Linked DNA regions of Mus musculus: region 2 is linked to region 1. Evidence: chromatin loops called from intact Hi-C (ENCODE). Cell type or tissue: left cerebral cortex. All regions are shown on one strand.

The links. Hi-C counts contacts between places; a loop is a spot of excess contacts. Peaks named below come from ENCODE experiments on the same cell type or tissue, not always from the same donor. Only the 100,000 strongest peaks of a DNase experiment are listed, where the experiment ranks them.
Region 2: it touches region 1 in a loop (4-fold over the local background); 2 of 42 quality-filtered maps call a loop at or near these places.

Annotation. Positions count from the first base shown.
Region 1 is chr15:102,542,881-102,550,880 of GRCm38, reverse strand. Atf7 (activating transcription factor 7) reads left to right here. Exons shown (of 12, transcript NM_001310067.1): 7 at 3,009-3,108; 8 at 3,614-3,727; 9 at 4,324-4,476. Among named protein-coding and RNA genes, the nearest start is that of Npff, 22 kb to the right of the region's middle. In left cerebral cortex, a CTCF peak has its summit at 469 (motif pointing left); DNase peaks (open chromatin) are centred at 3,310, 3,994 and 5,896; H3K27ac peaks cover 2,045 bases.
Region 2 is chr15:102,620,264-102,628,263 of GRCm38, reverse strand. Atf7 (activating transcription factor 7) reads left to right here and starts at 2,800. Exons shown (of 12, transcript NM_001310067.1): 1 at 2,800-2,902. It overlaps Gm25141 (a small nuclear RNA gene), which reads left to right and starts at 379; the gene lies at 379-485. In left cerebral cortex, a CTCF peak has its summit at 7,266 (motif pointing right); DNase peaks (open chromatin) are centred at 2,777, 3,058 and 3,738; H3K4me3 peaks cover 2,140 bases; H3K27ac peaks cover 1,825 bases.

The DNA of each region.
Region 1 (8,000 bases):
TTACTTACTGGCTTGCTTCCCCTGGCTTGCTCAGCCTGCTCTCTTATAGAACCCAAGACTGCCATCCCAGAGATGGTGCCACCCACAAGGGGCCTTTCCCCTTGATCACTAATTGAGAAAATGCCCCACAGCTGGATCTCATGGAGGTACTTCCCCAACTGAAGCTCCTTTCTCTGTGATAACACCAGCTGTGTCAAGTTGACACATAAAAACCAGCCAGTACAATTGACCCCTTGTCAACTTGACACACAAACACATCACTAGTAAGCCTCAACCCTTAGTTCTTATTCATCCCCAAGATCTAAACAACTTTAAAAGTCCCACAATCCTTTTAAAATATCCAATATCGGGCTGGTGAGATGGCTCAGGAGGTAAGAGCACCCGACTGCTCTTCCAAAGGTCTGAAGTTCAAATCCCAGCAACCACATGGTGGCTCACAACCACCTGTAACAGAGATCTGATGCCCTCTTCTGGTGCGGCTGAAGACAGCTACAGTGTACTTACATATAATAAATAAATAAATCTTAAAAAAAAAATATCCAATATCTTTTAAAATCCAAAGACTTTTTACAATTAAAAGTCTCTTAACTGTGGGATCCACTAAAATATTTTCTTCCTTCAAGAGGGAAAAATGACAGGGCAGTCACAATCAAAAGCAAAAATTAAACTCCAACTGTCCAGTGTCTGGGATCCAACTCATGATCTTCTGGGCTCCTCCAAGGGCTTGGGTCACTTCTCCAGCCATGCCCTTTGTAGCACACACCTTGTCTTTTAGGCTCCAGCTGCCTGTACTCCACTGCTGCTGCTGCTGTTGTTCTTGGTGGTCATCTCATGGTACTGGCATCTCCAAAACGCTGCTGTCTTCCACTGTAACTAGGCTTCACCAAAAGCCTCTCATAGGCTCTCTTCATGGTGCCAAGCCTCAACTCCTTTGCATGACCCCTTCAGTCCTGGGCCATCTATTGCAACTGAGGCTGCACCTTCACCAATGGCCTTCCATGGCCTCTCACAGTGCCGAACCTCAGCTGCTCTGCGTGACACCTTTATGCCTTCAAAACCAGTACCACCTGGGTAACTCTTACACATTACCAAGTCCAGCCACAGCACAAGGTACAACCTTGGCTATCTCTGGAACACAGCCTCTGTGCTCTCAGAAAACACTTCCCAGAAGATGTCACCTCAGTGATGATGGTCTCTTCTTAATCACCGCTAATTTCTTAGCTCCAGCTAACCAGCATCAATAGTCCCAGTAATGCAAAGTTTTTGCTTTAGTAGTTCTGGTATCTTGTTAATCACAGCTGATTCTTCAGCCCCAGCTAACCAGAACCACAGAATCTTCACAATCAAACTAGCAACGGCCCTGAAAAAAAGTCTTTAATCTTCCCTCTGAAATTTCACAAGCCAGGCCTTCATCTTCTGCACTGTTCTCAACATTATCTTCCAAGCTCCTACACAACTTTGACAGAACTCTTAACACCGAATGGATCTTCTGGCCCAAAGTTCTAAAGTCCTTCCACAGTCCTCCCCAAAACATGGTCAGGCTGTCACAGGAATACCCCACTATGCTGGTACCAATTTGTCTTAGTCAGGGTTTCTATTCCTGCACAAACATCATGACCAAGAAGCAAGTTGGGGAGGAAAGGGTTTATTCAGCTTACACTTCCATACTGCTGTTCATCACTGAAGGAAGTCAGGACTGGAATTCAAGCAGGTCAGAAAGCAGGAGCTGATACAGAGGCCATGGAGAGATGTTACTTACTGGCTTGCTTCCCCTGGCTTGCTCAGCCTGCTCGCTCTCTCTCTCTTTTTTTTGAGGCAGAGTTTCTCTGTATAGCCCTGGCTGTCCTGGGACTCACTTTATAGACCAGGCTGGACTCGAACTCAGAAATCCGCCTGCCTCTGCCTCCCGAGTGCTGGTATTAAAGGCGTGCACCACCAAGCCCAGCTCAGCCTGCTCTCTTATAGAACCCAAGACTGCCAGCCCAGAGATGGTCCCACCCACAAGGATACTAATTTCCCCCTTGATCACTAATTGAGAAAATGCCCCACAGCTGGATCTCATGGAGGTACTTCCCCAACTGAAGCTCCTTTCTCTGTGATAACACCAGCCTGTGTCAAGTTGACACACAAAACCAGCCAGTACAGCTGGCCTCAAGTTCTCATCATCCTGCTTTTTATTATTATTATTATTATTTTTAGTTTTGGTTTTTCCAGACAGGGTTTCTCTGTGTAGTCCTGGCTGTCCTGGAACTGGGGTGCGCCACCACTGCCCAACCATCATCCTGCTTTTGCTTCCTGAGTTCTGGGATTGATAATGAAGCTGGCTCCGGGAATTTATTCTTACGTACCTAAGAAAATGAGTTGTTGAAATTATTTCCTAAAATAAAACATTTTATTTGTGGTAGAGATGTTTAATCATCCCAAATTCCTAATAGAGTTAACTCATAGCCATTGAATTCAATTAATTTGAAAGGTATAAAGGTATTTCTAGACTGTGGGGCTTGATGTGTAGCTCAGTAGAGCACTTTCCTGGCAGGTCCAAGGTTCTATTAATCCCTAGCACCAGAAAAACACCAAGGCTTTGTAGGCTAAGGCAAGTAGACTAGGGCTTGCCTGATGTGTCTAAAGCATTTTTGTTTAATCCCTAGAAAACAGACTCATTTCTCACCATCTGTTTTTCCATGTTCAAGAGAATGTCAAGGTTTTATAGTGCTACTCTATACCGTCCCCAATGAGAAGACTGTAAAAAACATTCTCTGATTGTACAAGGAAGGCCAATAGGCAAAGGGTCAAGGCTGTGATATTTAGGGGCTGGAGAGATGACTCAGTGGTTAAGAACACAGAGGTCCTGAGTTCAATTCCCACAACCACATGGTGGCTCTAACCATCTGTAATGGGATATGATGCCCTCTTCTGGTGTGTCTGAAGACAATGTTTTTGTATATATTCATATATAAAATAAATAAATCCTTTAAAAAATATATTGTGATATTTCATTTCTCCTGCAGATCTCCTACTGGCTCCCTCCCTCTCGTCATGCATCTTGCTAATGGACAGACCATGCCTATGTTGCCAGGGCCTCCAGTACAGATGCCTTCTGTTATTTCGGTGAGCTTTGTAGTTGAGCAGCCAAACCTACCAGCACACCGATTCCTCCTTTCCACCTGAATGATCATAACCCCAAGACCCCAGGGATATGTGGGCCTGGACTGTATTAGTTGTGTGTGGCAATGTGCCCAAACTCTTCACTAACCTCTGCCAGTGCAACACTGTGAAGCACTAGACAAAGCTTCATCTGGACAGTTGGCTCCTAGTCAAGGAGTTGATCTTGCCAACCTGCTGACTGGTTGACTTCACTCACCCCATAGCTTCTCCTGCACTGCTTACCCCTTTCCTGAAGATACACTCTCAGTCTTTCCCACAGAAAAGGACTGCAGAATGAGGTTCCTTACTCTGTGGTACTCCTTAGGAAAGATGATTTCCCAGGCTATCCCTGCTTGTCTTGTGAGCAGGTTACACAGAACAGACCCTGACATACCAATCTCAAAAACACTTGATTTGGGGAAAACAAATGCTACCATATCTCCTGGTTTTGATCCTTCTCTTGATTTAGCTGGCCAGACCTGTGTCCATGGTGCCCAACATTCCTGGTATACCTGGCCCACCGGTTAACAACAGTGGCTCCATTTCTCCCTCTGGCCACCCTATGCCGTCAGAAGCCAAAATGGTGAGTATACCCTAGTCTGGAGTACTTCTAATTGTTGGCCTTCTAGAAGAAGTAATAACAGTCTAGATTTTTCAAGTGAACCAAGCAAAGGAACCTTCTGAGGTTTGCATAGCTAAAGATATTCTGCTGTGGGGTTGGAAAAGACCCTGATTTCTAAGTCTCCTGTCCCCACCCTTACAGCCTGGCACAGGCCATGGCACAGGAAGAAGCAGCACAGATTGTTTGGAATGGAACACTTGCTATTTCAGTTCCAGGACAACAGATGGAGGGGGTGAGTGGGCAGGGGAGCTGGCCAAGTGGTGAATAGCTGCGTAACTAGCATCTGGCCAGGTTCCAGGAGAGAGCTTTCATGTGGGACCTATTGCTTCCACAAGCCCCAGTCCCCAGCTGTGCCCAGGATAATAGTCAGGGAACAAGAGTAGGCATTTCAGGGATCCAGGTGGGCACTTTTCTCTTCCTGTCATTTTCTTTTAGTTCCCTGTTAAGAAAAACTTGGGGCAAGAATTTTAATTATAAGATCAGTAATACAATCAGTTCATCCTTCCTATCCTTGACAGAACCTCACTCTTGCCTTCTTAAATAATCTTTCCACATAGAGACTAAAAGCCACGCTGACCCATCAAGTTTCTTCAATCAATGGAGGTTGTGGAATGGTGGTGGGTACTGCAAGCACCATGGTGACTGCCCGTCCAGAGCAAAACCAGATCCTCATCCAGCACCCAGATGCCCCATCCCCTGCCCAGCCACAGGTCAGTTGTGCCCTTGGACGAGCACTGCAGGTGTGCTGCCCCTACTCTTTATGTTATATCTGTTTTTCAAGAATCATGAGATGGGAAAAGAATAAATTTAGCTTTTGGGGTAACCAGCTATTTGGTAGATTGACTACAGCAAAACAAACTATTCATTATCTACCTTCATGTTAGGCATAAATGCAAACAGCTTGAATTATGCAGAGCTTTTGCAGAAGAGGCCTCTGTATCTCCTGCTTATCTGTTAAGTCATAACAAAAAAGTTATCACGGGGCTGATGAGATGGCTCAGTGGTTAAGAGTGCCGACTGCTCTTCCAAAGGTCCTGAGTTCAAATCCCAGCAACCACATGGTGTCTCACAGCCATCTGTAATGAAATCTGATGCCCTCTTCTGGAGTGTCTGAAGACAGTTACAGTGTACTTACATATAATAAATAAATAAATTTAAAAAAAAAACAATCTTTAAAAAAAAAAGTTATCAGTCACCGGATTAGAGTTTATGGCATAAGACTCATAAGAATATATTAGGGGCTAGAGAAATGACTTAGCAGTTCAGATCTGCTCTTCAGATTTGAATTGAACTGCAGAGGTCCTGAGTTCAATTTCACAGCAACCACATGGTGGCTCATAACCATCAATAATGTAGTCTGATGCTCTCTTCTGGTACTCATACATAAATAAATAAATCTTAGGGAAAAAAAGAATATATTGATACTGGGACTGGAGAGATGGCTCAGCAGTTAAGAGCACTGGCTGTTCGTCCAAAGGACCTGAGTTCAGTTCCCAGCATGGCAGCTCACTACTGTCTATAACTGTAGTCCCATGGGATCCCATAACTTATTTTTTTGTTTGTTTGTTTGTTTCTCATTATGGATGGTTGTGAGCCACCATGTGGTTGCTGGGATTTAGACTCATGACCTCTGGAAAAGCAGTCAGTGCTCTTAACCGCTGGCCATCTCACCAGCCCCCATAACTTCTTCTGATGTACATGTAGACAAAACACCCATATACATACATAATTAAATCTTTTTAAAAAAGAATATATTAATACAATATATTGTTATAGTAGTAAAATAGATGGTTCATTAAAAACTAAGAAAACACATACAAAAAAGAACTTTCATTACCAATCCTCTAGTCCCTTTTCATCACAGAGAAATTAAAATAAAAAAAAAATTTTTTTTAAGCCAGAGGAGGACCCAGTTAGTTGCCTAATCTCTTCTCAACAAGGTCTCCATTTTAATACAATTCTTTAGGAACTGAATAGCTCCGGTTCTTGTAATTGTCTCTACTGGACAGGTGACAGCGACCTGAGATTGGTGTCTAGAATTACATTCATTGCCTCGTCTCTGTTTTACTGATGTCACCACCTGCTTCATCAGCTACCACCACATGTCCAGGCATTTCATGGCCATATGCTGCCATAAACCTTGGCCAACAACATGAGCTTTCATTTGTGTGTCTTCTTAGAAGCTGGGGCTTCCCACCATTCTGAGCTGCTCATTCCCCAAAGCCAGCAGCAGTTCTGGACACAGTAGAGCTCTGCCTGAGCTGGGTGGTCTTCCTCTTGGAGAAAGGCTGCAGCGCCCTTGTCAATCACTGCTGAGTTCTTGCTTTCTTTTTTTCTTAGCTTTTCTCATTTGTATTTAGTTTGGAATATTTTAAGGGAGAGATCTCAAACTCATGACCCTCCTGCCTCAGCCTCTTGACAGCTGAGGTTAAGGGCATGTGCCACACTCAGCTGCATTCCTTGAAGAAAGGCTCTTTATACTAGGATCCAAGCAGGGTAGATCTTTAGTTCATTATATGACTTAGAAATTCCCTAATTTATTTCTTTCAAGTGATACTACTAGTCTAAATAAATAAGTAAAATTATGTCTTAGTCACTGGTACTACTGGAGTACAAAGTTCAGTATTGCCTAAAGTAGATTTCCTTTTGTTGGCTTTTGAGATGGGGGTCTCACTATGTAGCTCTAGTTGTCCTAAAACTCACTATGTAGACCAGGCAGGCCTCAAAGTCACATAGATCTGCCTGCCTCTGCCTCTTAAGTGCTGGTATTAAAGGTAAGCACCAGCCAGGCAGTGGTGGTGCACGCCTTTAATCCCAGCACTTGTGGGGGCAGAGGCAGGCGATTTCTGAGTTTGAGGTCAGCCTGGTGTACAGAGTTCCAGGACAGCTAGGGCTACACAGAGAAACCCTGTCTCAAAAAAACCAAAATAATAATGATAATAATAATAATAATAATAATAATAATAATAATAATGATGATGATGTAGGGGCCAGAAAGATGGATTAGTGAGTGGAGATGCTTACCACCAAGCCTGATAACCTGAGTTCCATCTTCCAAATCATATAAAGATGGAAGGAGAGAACTGACTCTACAAACTTGTGCTCTGACCTCTAAACACACCATGGCATACGTATGTACATGTACATATGATGATGATGATAATAATAATAATATAATTTTTTAATTTAAAAAAGAATTACTTTTGGCATTGTTTTATATTCATTTTGTCCCCAGGAACAAGTTGACCTTTCTGCATTTGGTTGACTTTAGCTGCTATCATGAAGTTGACATGCCTTCTCTGTGTATGTGCCAAATAATAGAATGGAAAAATAATTCAAGGTGCTTTAGTGCAAAAAGTTTCAAATGGAGCCTAAAAAAAAAAAAAAAAAAAAAACAAAGACAAAAGGGAGTGATAGTGCACACTTTTGATCTCAGTACTCAGAGGCAGATGGATCTCAATGAGTTCAAGGTCAGCCTCGTCAATAGAGCAAGTTCCAGGACACCCAGGGCTCTATTACACAGAGAAATCCCATTTCAAAAAACCAAGAAAGAAAGAAGGAAGGAAGGAAGGAAGGTAGATGGATGGATGGATGGATGGATGGATGGATGGATGGATGCTAAAGCAGGAGGATTACTTCAAGTGTAAGTCAAGCCAGGGCTACATAGCAAGACTGTTTCAAAGAATAAATAATGTGTAAACCTGCAAATCCCTGTGTGTGGTAGATTGAGGCAGGAGGACTAGGCATTAAAGGCCAGCCTGTGTGACATAGCAAGACACAGTCTTTAAACAAGCACACACTATGCTCTATCGTGTTTGTAAATAAAGTCTTTTTTCTCTATTTGCAAACAACAAAGGTAGAGAGGCTTTGTTGAGGTGGTTAACTACTGATTGTAAATAAAAAGAATAAAACCAGGTGTGGTCCACACCTAGGATCCCAGCACCTGGGAAGTGGATACAAGGGGTCGGGTGTTCAAGGTCATCCTCAACTATGTATGGAGTTTGAAGCCATCCCAGTCTATGTGAGACCTTATCTCAAACAAAACAGGAGGCAGACAATGAGACTGAATAAATGGATAGGCATGGTGGTGCACACATAATTTAATCCTAACCCTGGGGAGGCAGAGTCAAGTGGATCTCTGTGAGGACTAGCCTGGTCTACATAGAAAGTTCCAGGACAGCCAGAGCTATATAGAAACCGTGTCTTAGAGACAGACTTGGGGGGTGGGGGAATA
Region 2 (8,000 bases), 77 kb before region 1:
AGACATTCCAGAAGAGGGAGTCAGATCTCATTATGGATGGTTGTGAGCCACCATGTGGTTGCTGGGATTTGAACTCCGGACCTTCGGAAGAGCAGTCGGGTGCTCTTACCCACTGAGCCATCTCACCAGCCCGCCTCATTTCTTAATTATGAAAATAATGGTATTTTTTAAATACTAGGAGCTGGAGAGATGGCTCATCAGTTAAGAGCACTGGCTGCTCTCCCAGCAGACCCGGGTTCGATTCCTAGCACCCACACAGGAGCTCACAACTCTGTAACTCCAATTCCAGAGAATCTGACACCCTCACAGAGACATACATGTAGGCCAAATATCAATGCACATAAAAGAAAAACAAAGACAAAAACAAACAACCCTCATGTGCTCGATTCAGTAGCACATATACTAAAATTGGAACGATACCTAGAAGATTAGCATGGCCGCTGAGCAAGGATGACATGGAAATCTGTGAAGTGTTCCATAATTAAAAGTAAAGACAAAGCAAAACAAAAACCCCCTCTTTATTTCACTTTTGCTATATAGGGAGAAATCCCTTGGATTCTTCCACCATTGAGAGGATGCCAAGAGGTTAGATAAGATCACTGACAGGAAGTTCAGAAAGCTGAATAACAAAAAAGCTGTGAAGGGAATCAGGTCTGGTGAAGCATGCCTGTAATCCTAGCACTCTGGACAGAGGAAAAGCATTTAGAACACATATTCTAAGTTACCCAGATAGTCAGACCCTGTCTCAAACAAACAAACAAAGAAAAAAAAAAAAAGAAAAAGAAAAAAAGAAGAGAAAAGAAAAGAAAAGAGAAGAAAAGAAAAGAAAAGAAAAGAAAAGAAAAGAAAAGAAAAGAAAAGAAAGACTGTGTTAGGTGTTGATATTTAGCTCAGTGCTGGAGTACAAGGCCCTGGGCTCAGTGCCTAGAACAGAGAAGAAAACAGCTTCAAAGGGGGAACAGAGCCCATTACCACCCCTCCACCCCACCTCACCCCTTCTTCTGCCCTACCCCATACAGCCACACACTGGGCAGAGACTATGGCTACAATATTGCTACTGTTATAAAGAAGAAAACACAACTAGTTAGCTGTCGGGATCCCTGGAATCCCTTGTCAACTCTACTTAAATCTGTTCAATTCTTAAGCTTTTATTTACAGTAACACAAACACAAAAAGTACCATCTTAACCACATAATTTGTGTGTGTTCATGTGTATCACAGACTGGTCTCAAATTCACAGAGACCTGCCTGCCTCTTCTTCAGGATAAGTTTTTCAAATGTAGCTCTTATATTTGATGTTCTCCTGAAAGTCTCAAGGCTGTCTCTTAATAATTCAACTCCTCAGGCTAAAGAGATGGCTCAGCAGTTAAAAGAGGACAGACCATTCTTCCAGAAGACCTTGTTTCTAGTCCCAGCACTGACACTGCAGGTCTCAACCATTTGTAACTTTAGTTTCAGGGTACCTGGTGCCCTCTTCTTGCCTCCACAGGTAGGCATCTGGTATGTAGATGGTATACATTCAGGCCAGACAAGTGGCTCATACTTAATACAAGTACTTAGGTGGAGGCTGACACAGGAAAATGAGTTTCAGGACAGCTTGGCTTCAAAATAAGCCCTGCCTCATTCATAAATAAATAAATAAATAAATAAATAAATAACTTTCTCAAGAGGACTTCTCTCAATACTAGCAATAGTGTTTTTCCCCTCTTAGAGTTGCTTTCGGTCTCATTACCCTGAAAAGCTCTTCACTTTCTGAAGTAAGTATAATTATTGACTTATGACCTATCTCTCCCTCAACCGTAAAATAAAAATTCTGTCAGAGAAATTTTCCACATGACCAGGACAGTGTTGTGTGTGCTTTTGTTTTTGACGTAGTATGTGCTGTTGGTATTTCAATAAAATACTTGCTGGGTAACATATACAAATTTTAAAAAAAAAAATCACTGTGCTGTGGCTTCACACTGAGCTACACTAACAGTCCTACTTTCTCTCTGTAAGTGTGTGTGTGTGTGTTGTTCACAGGTATGGAGGGTTGTCCAAGAGACCAGATGACAACTTCAGGTTTGGTTCCTCAGAGCTATCCCCCTTATTTTTATTGTTTGTTTAACGCGGGATTTCCCACTGGCCCAGAAGGCTAGACTGGTGATCATCCATGGTCTTTTGGGGGTGGGGTGGGGGGTTGTTGAGACAAGGATAGCGCTGGCTGTCCTGGAATTCGCTATGTAGACCAGGCTGGCCTCGAACTCACAGAGATCCGCCTGCCTCCATGTGGCGATTAGAGGCGGGCGCCGCCGCGGTGAGGCTGGAGTTGAACGTACTTCCTCACACTACCATCGTAGCTCACACACAGCACACACCGGGCAGGGGCTTCGGCCAGTGAGGTGCTGTCAAGTGTAAAGCAGAAAGTGCAAGCAGTCACCTGCTCGGATCGACTCTTGCTTAACTTCCTCCACACAACTAATGACCAGCTTGGTGACTGAAGTCCCTCTCTTGGCTCCGCTCCCTTAATTCCCCTTTATCCGAGGGCTGCCTGAGACACTCTCAGTCCCTCCCTGCCTTTGCTTCACCTTCGGACCTCCACAGCTACAGACAGATCGGCAGCGTTAGACGCCAGGGCCGCTCTCCCCGCGCTGCCCACACTTTGCAGCCGAACACGTGCGAGTCGTGTGTACAGCGCTCGCCCAACCTTCCACTCAAGCCACGCTCACAGCAAGCCCCGCCCCTAGGCCCTGGTCCAACTCAGCCCCACGAGTCGCGCCCTCGCCCCCACTTCTCGCGAGAAGTGAACACGCCTGGCCGGACGGGAGGAAAGTATCTGCTCCGCTGAGGGGGGAAAGGAGGAGCAGGAGACAGATTGTGGGACCGAGCGCGGGCGGGCGGGAGGCGCCGGAGCTACCAGCGGGTGAGTCCTGTTAACATTAGCTAGTCCGTGGCCTGACAGGAGTCTCTCCTTCTACTCTGGCCAGTCCCAGCGTCCCGGGCCGGGGTCTCCCCTCCCAGTCTGTTGGACGGGGGCGCTGAGGCGGTGGCCAGGCCTGTCTGAGGAAGAGGGTGGGGCGTAGGCTAAAGACAACCAATAGGAGAGAAGGAAGCCACAATTGGCGGCCATGAGCGCTAATGGGAGATCGCCTTTACCTTGCGGAGTGCCGCCCTCTTCTCTTCTCCCGCCTCCTTCCTTTTGGAGGAAGGCGGGGCCAGAGGACTGAAGTGTGGGGAGAACTTGGGGTAAGTAGCCCCGGGGGGCACAGGGCGTGGCGAGGAAAGGGGGGTTGAATCCTGAGGGAAGCGAAGTCTAGTGGAAGTCTAATGGAGGGATCTTGGAGTGGAAGATAGAGGAGGACTGCTAAACTAGGTTGAAGACTCAAAAGATTTCCCAAAAAGTGGGTTTAGGGCTTGGCACTGCAGAAGGCAGAGGTAAATAGGCAGGAGGTAGGTTTGGGTGACGAGAGCCTGGCTCAGGTGAAAGCACGCGTTGTGTGGTCGAAGTGGAGCATTGGGAAACGGGGGTCCTGGCGTTTCGATTGAATTCAGAAGAATCTGAGCAAGAGACACGGTGTCAGAAAGTATGGATCTGGACAGATTAAGTGGATGAGTTTAGGAGGACATGTGAGTGGGTTGGGTTGCTAGAAGGCATCGCTTCGGTGATAATATGGAAATCCAGAGGGTAAGGGGGGATATTTGGAGAAGAGACAGCGACTGACATACAGTCTGGTTCTTTCTTCAGTCGGGAGACCGCCAGGATACTGCTTAGTGTTTTTTGGTGGATATGGCACCCAGACTGGTGACCAGCCAGCCAAAATGCTGGCCCGGGGGTTGAGAAGAAGAAAAGTAGGGCGCTACTCTGATTGTCATTTTTCCAGTGTTCCACTTTCCAAGTTTCATTTCTTTCAGAACACAGGGATGTGGGCCTGGGACTTCGCAGTCCAAGTTGGAGACCCGTTGGGACTTCTATGTTGCTCTGAAATGCTTATTATGTGCACTCACTGGGGTGTTTACTACCCAGGGCACCTCCTACCCAGATTCCCGTGTTACTACTTTCCTAACTTTGTTTTCTGCTTAGCAGAGGGTGTTTTAATATCTCTCAGGGTTCATATGAAGTATAGGTTTGTGGAGATGTGCAGGTTTTTTTTTTTTTTTAATTTCAGCAAACTCATTTGTTTCCTATGTTTAAAATTTTTTCAGCAGTATAATTTCTGAAGAAACTATAGGTACTCTAAACACTAACAAATAAATTTTGTTTCCTTAAATGTGAATTTTCCCTTTCGTTCATTAAGAGTTATTTAATGGATGATTGAACTTAATCTTAATTATCTTGTATATTTTCTTGTTTATTAATTGGGGCAGTGTTTCATATAGCCCAAGTACACCTCAGACTGAGATAACTGAGGGTGACCATGATCCTCCACCCACCTCCCAAGTGCTGGGATAATAGGTGTGTACCACCATATCCAGTTTATGTAGTACTAGGGTTCTCAGGGTCTTATACATGGTAGGTAAGAACTCTGCCATGTGAGCTACAGTCTTTAGCCCTTGTGTGTGTGTGTGTGTGTGTCTGTGGTTTATGTAGTGTGTCATGTAGCCCATACTAGCTTTGAACTCATTTTTAAATTTCTGATCCTTCTATCTCCACGTACCAAGGGTTGATACAAGCATTCGCTTCCATGCCCAGTTTATCAGTTTATGTGGCGCTGGGGATTGAACCTAGGGCTTTGTGCATGCACTGTACCCATTGAGCTTTATCCCCAGTCCACTTTTTATATTTTGAGTGGTGTGAGTGAAATAGACTCATAGTTCAGGAAATTGAACATTTTCTCATGTTTTCTTTGCATCCAGATTTACAAAAAAGAGCTATCATAGTATTTTAGGACAAGGGTTGAGGAACTCAAACACAATTTGTTTTTAAGCATGGGGGATGTAAAGTAAGTGGAAGCTATTGCGAAACTCAACATGACTGTAAGAAAAGAAGCTAAAGAAAAGGTTGGCAGCCATACGAAGTAGTCTTACCAGTTTGTTCTTAATTCTGTACAGAAAAGGGACAGGACATTGCCCTTTGTTTAGTAGTTGTATATCACTTAATAGTGAGTTAAGACTCAAACAGCTAATTAATAACTTTCTTTGCATAGGTTATATTCCTTCTACCGCCCCCCACCACCACCTTTTGGCATTTGTGCATGCATGAGTGTGTGAGTGTGTGTGTTGTAGGGATTTATAGTGGTACTTAAGTTAGAGCTTGTGCATGCCAGGAGAGCATTCTACCAGTGAGTTATAACCCTACCTCTTTTATTTTTGAGAATTGAAGTACTACTAAAGAAAAAACACAGATCATGTGGTTTTGTATTAACCCCTGTTCTTCAGCAGCCAGTTGAAGTGTTTCTCCTTGGCTAGAAATTGTCCCTATATAAACACTGAGACTGATCAACTACCAAACCTTTACTATTAGCTACTGAATTGGGTTTCAACTGGGAGCATTTGCTACTGAACAGTAGCAAATTTTCTAGGCAGTAGTCTTCCCCTCCCCCATCCAAAAAAAAAAAATCAGTGAGAGAACAAAGTCCCTTGTTTTGATCTTCCAATCTAAAACTTGTGATGGCTTTAACTTGAAAATTCTTAAGTACAATGCTTGTTTCTCCTCTCTTGGGCAGTATTCCCACCTGACCAAAAGATGGATATTGGGGTCTAGATATGTAGCTGAGTAGGAAGAATGCTTGCTTAGCATGTGTGAACCCTGTTACTACATAAAACTGGACATGATGGTGCACACCTGTAATCTTAGCACTGGAGAAGTGGAGGCAGGGACCAAGACCATTCTTGTCTACGTGGGCAGTATGAGTCCAGCTTAGGCAGCATGGGACTGTGTCTCAAGAGAGAAACAAGAAGAAAAACAATTCATTGGAAAGTTTGTTAGTTGATAGTAAATTTGTTAAAAGTTTTCACTTAAATTTAATGTCACACTAGTCAGCAACATTGAGGGTCACTTACAAGGGCTAGAATGCTAATGTTACTGTATCTTGTCCTTTTTTCCTTTCCTAACTCTTAACCAAAACAGAGTTATATTTTCAATCAGTTCTTACACAGATCTACCTGGCTGGTCTGTCTGATTGCAGCTGCTCTGAAACTCTCGGAAGATTGTGTTGTTCATGTTAAGTTGTCCTGGGCTGTGGTGGGAAGAGGCAGTGTTGCCACTGTCTCCTATCCAGACCTGATAAGGAGGTGTTTTTTCCTTACAAGGAAATTTTAGGTAGGGCAAGTAGCACTGTCTTTCGAGTGTTTAATCAAGACAACTCTCTTCTTGGGACAGACTGGAATATAATTGCCCCTGTTCCTTGATGGTGGACATGAAAGTGCATATTTTGTTTCTTTGAGAAAAACAAATGAGGCATTTGTTAAAAAGAAAAATGTGTAATTATTTTTTAAATGTTAACTTTTTTGATGTTTGGTTTTTTTTTTTTTTTTTAAATGTTTTAGAGTTCATGAAAAAGTCTTACTCTAACTTTAAAAACATGTCAAAGATTGGCTGGCAAGATGGCTCAGAGAGTAAAGTGCTTGCTGCCTAAGTATGCAAGTCTGATGGCCTGAGTTCAATTCTCAACCCTAACCTTAAGATAAGGCAGAAGGAGAAAAATGACTCCACATAGTTGTCCTCTGACATCTGTGTGTGTGCTGTGTCACTTGTGCCACAGCACATGCACACATCATACATATGGATACACAATAATAAATACATATAAAATGTCCAAACAACAATATTTATTTATTTATTTATTTATTTGGTTTTTCAAGACAGGGTTTCTCTGTGTAGACCTGGCTGTCCTGGAACTCACTCTGTAGACCAGGCTGGCCTCGAACTCAGAAATCTGCCTACCTCTGCCTTCCAAGTGCTGGGATTAAAGGCGTGCACCACCACCCGGCCAAACAACACTTTTTTTATTTTTATTTTTTAAATTTAATTTTATCTACATTGGTGTTCTACCTCCAAGTATGTCTGTGTGAGGGTGTCATATGCCCTGGAACTGGAATTATAGACAGTTGTGAACTGCCATGTGGGTGCTGGGAACTGAACTTAGGTCCTTTGGAAGCACAGACGGTACTCTTAACTGCTGAGCCATCTCTCCAGCCCCAAAGCAACCATTTCTAAGCTTCTCTGATATGTCTTTCTCCTTAATAGATTTGTTAGATAATAATTGTATTCATATGTGAAAACATATTGTTTTAGAAATCCTTAACAGATGATCTCCATATTTTTAATTTTTTTGTGTATTTGGTGGAGCATATGTGTACGTGGTAGGGATGTGTGCACAAAGGCCAGAAGAGGGCACTGAGTGTCTGTTCTATTAAGCTTTCTTCTTTATTCCATAGAATGGGTCTCTCACTGAGCCTGGAGATCACCAATTAATTGGCTAAACTGAGTGGCCAGTGAGCTCCAGGAGTCTGACTGTTTTTTCAGTGCTGGCATTCTAGAGGCATCCTCCACAACCAGGCCTTTTAAATAGGTGCTGATGGCCTGAACTCAGATCTTAATGCTTGCCTAGAAGGGACTTCATCAGCTGATCCAGCTTCTCAGCTCTGTGCCTTTTCTTTCTTTCTTTTTAATGGTTTGGCCTTAATACATTTTATTGGGGGTGGGAACGGAAGAGGTATGTGCATATACATGCCATGGCATGTGTGTGGAGACCAGAGGACAGCTTTGAGAAATGTGCTCTCTTTCTACCTTTACATGAGTTTTGGGGATTAAACTCAGGTCATCAGGTCTAACCAGCAAGTGTTTGCATTAGCTGACCCATTCTTTGGTCCTTTTGGCTTTTCATTTGTTCATTTGTTGATTTTCTTGAGAAAAGGTCTTGTAAAGCCTAGGATAGCCTTAAATACACTATTTAGATGAAGATGACCTCAAGATTACTGTTATTTTATTTGTTGAGGCAGGATCTCTCAACATAACCCTGGCAGTCCTGGAATTTAGTATGCTGACCAAGCTGGTCTCGAACACTCAGAGATCTGACTGC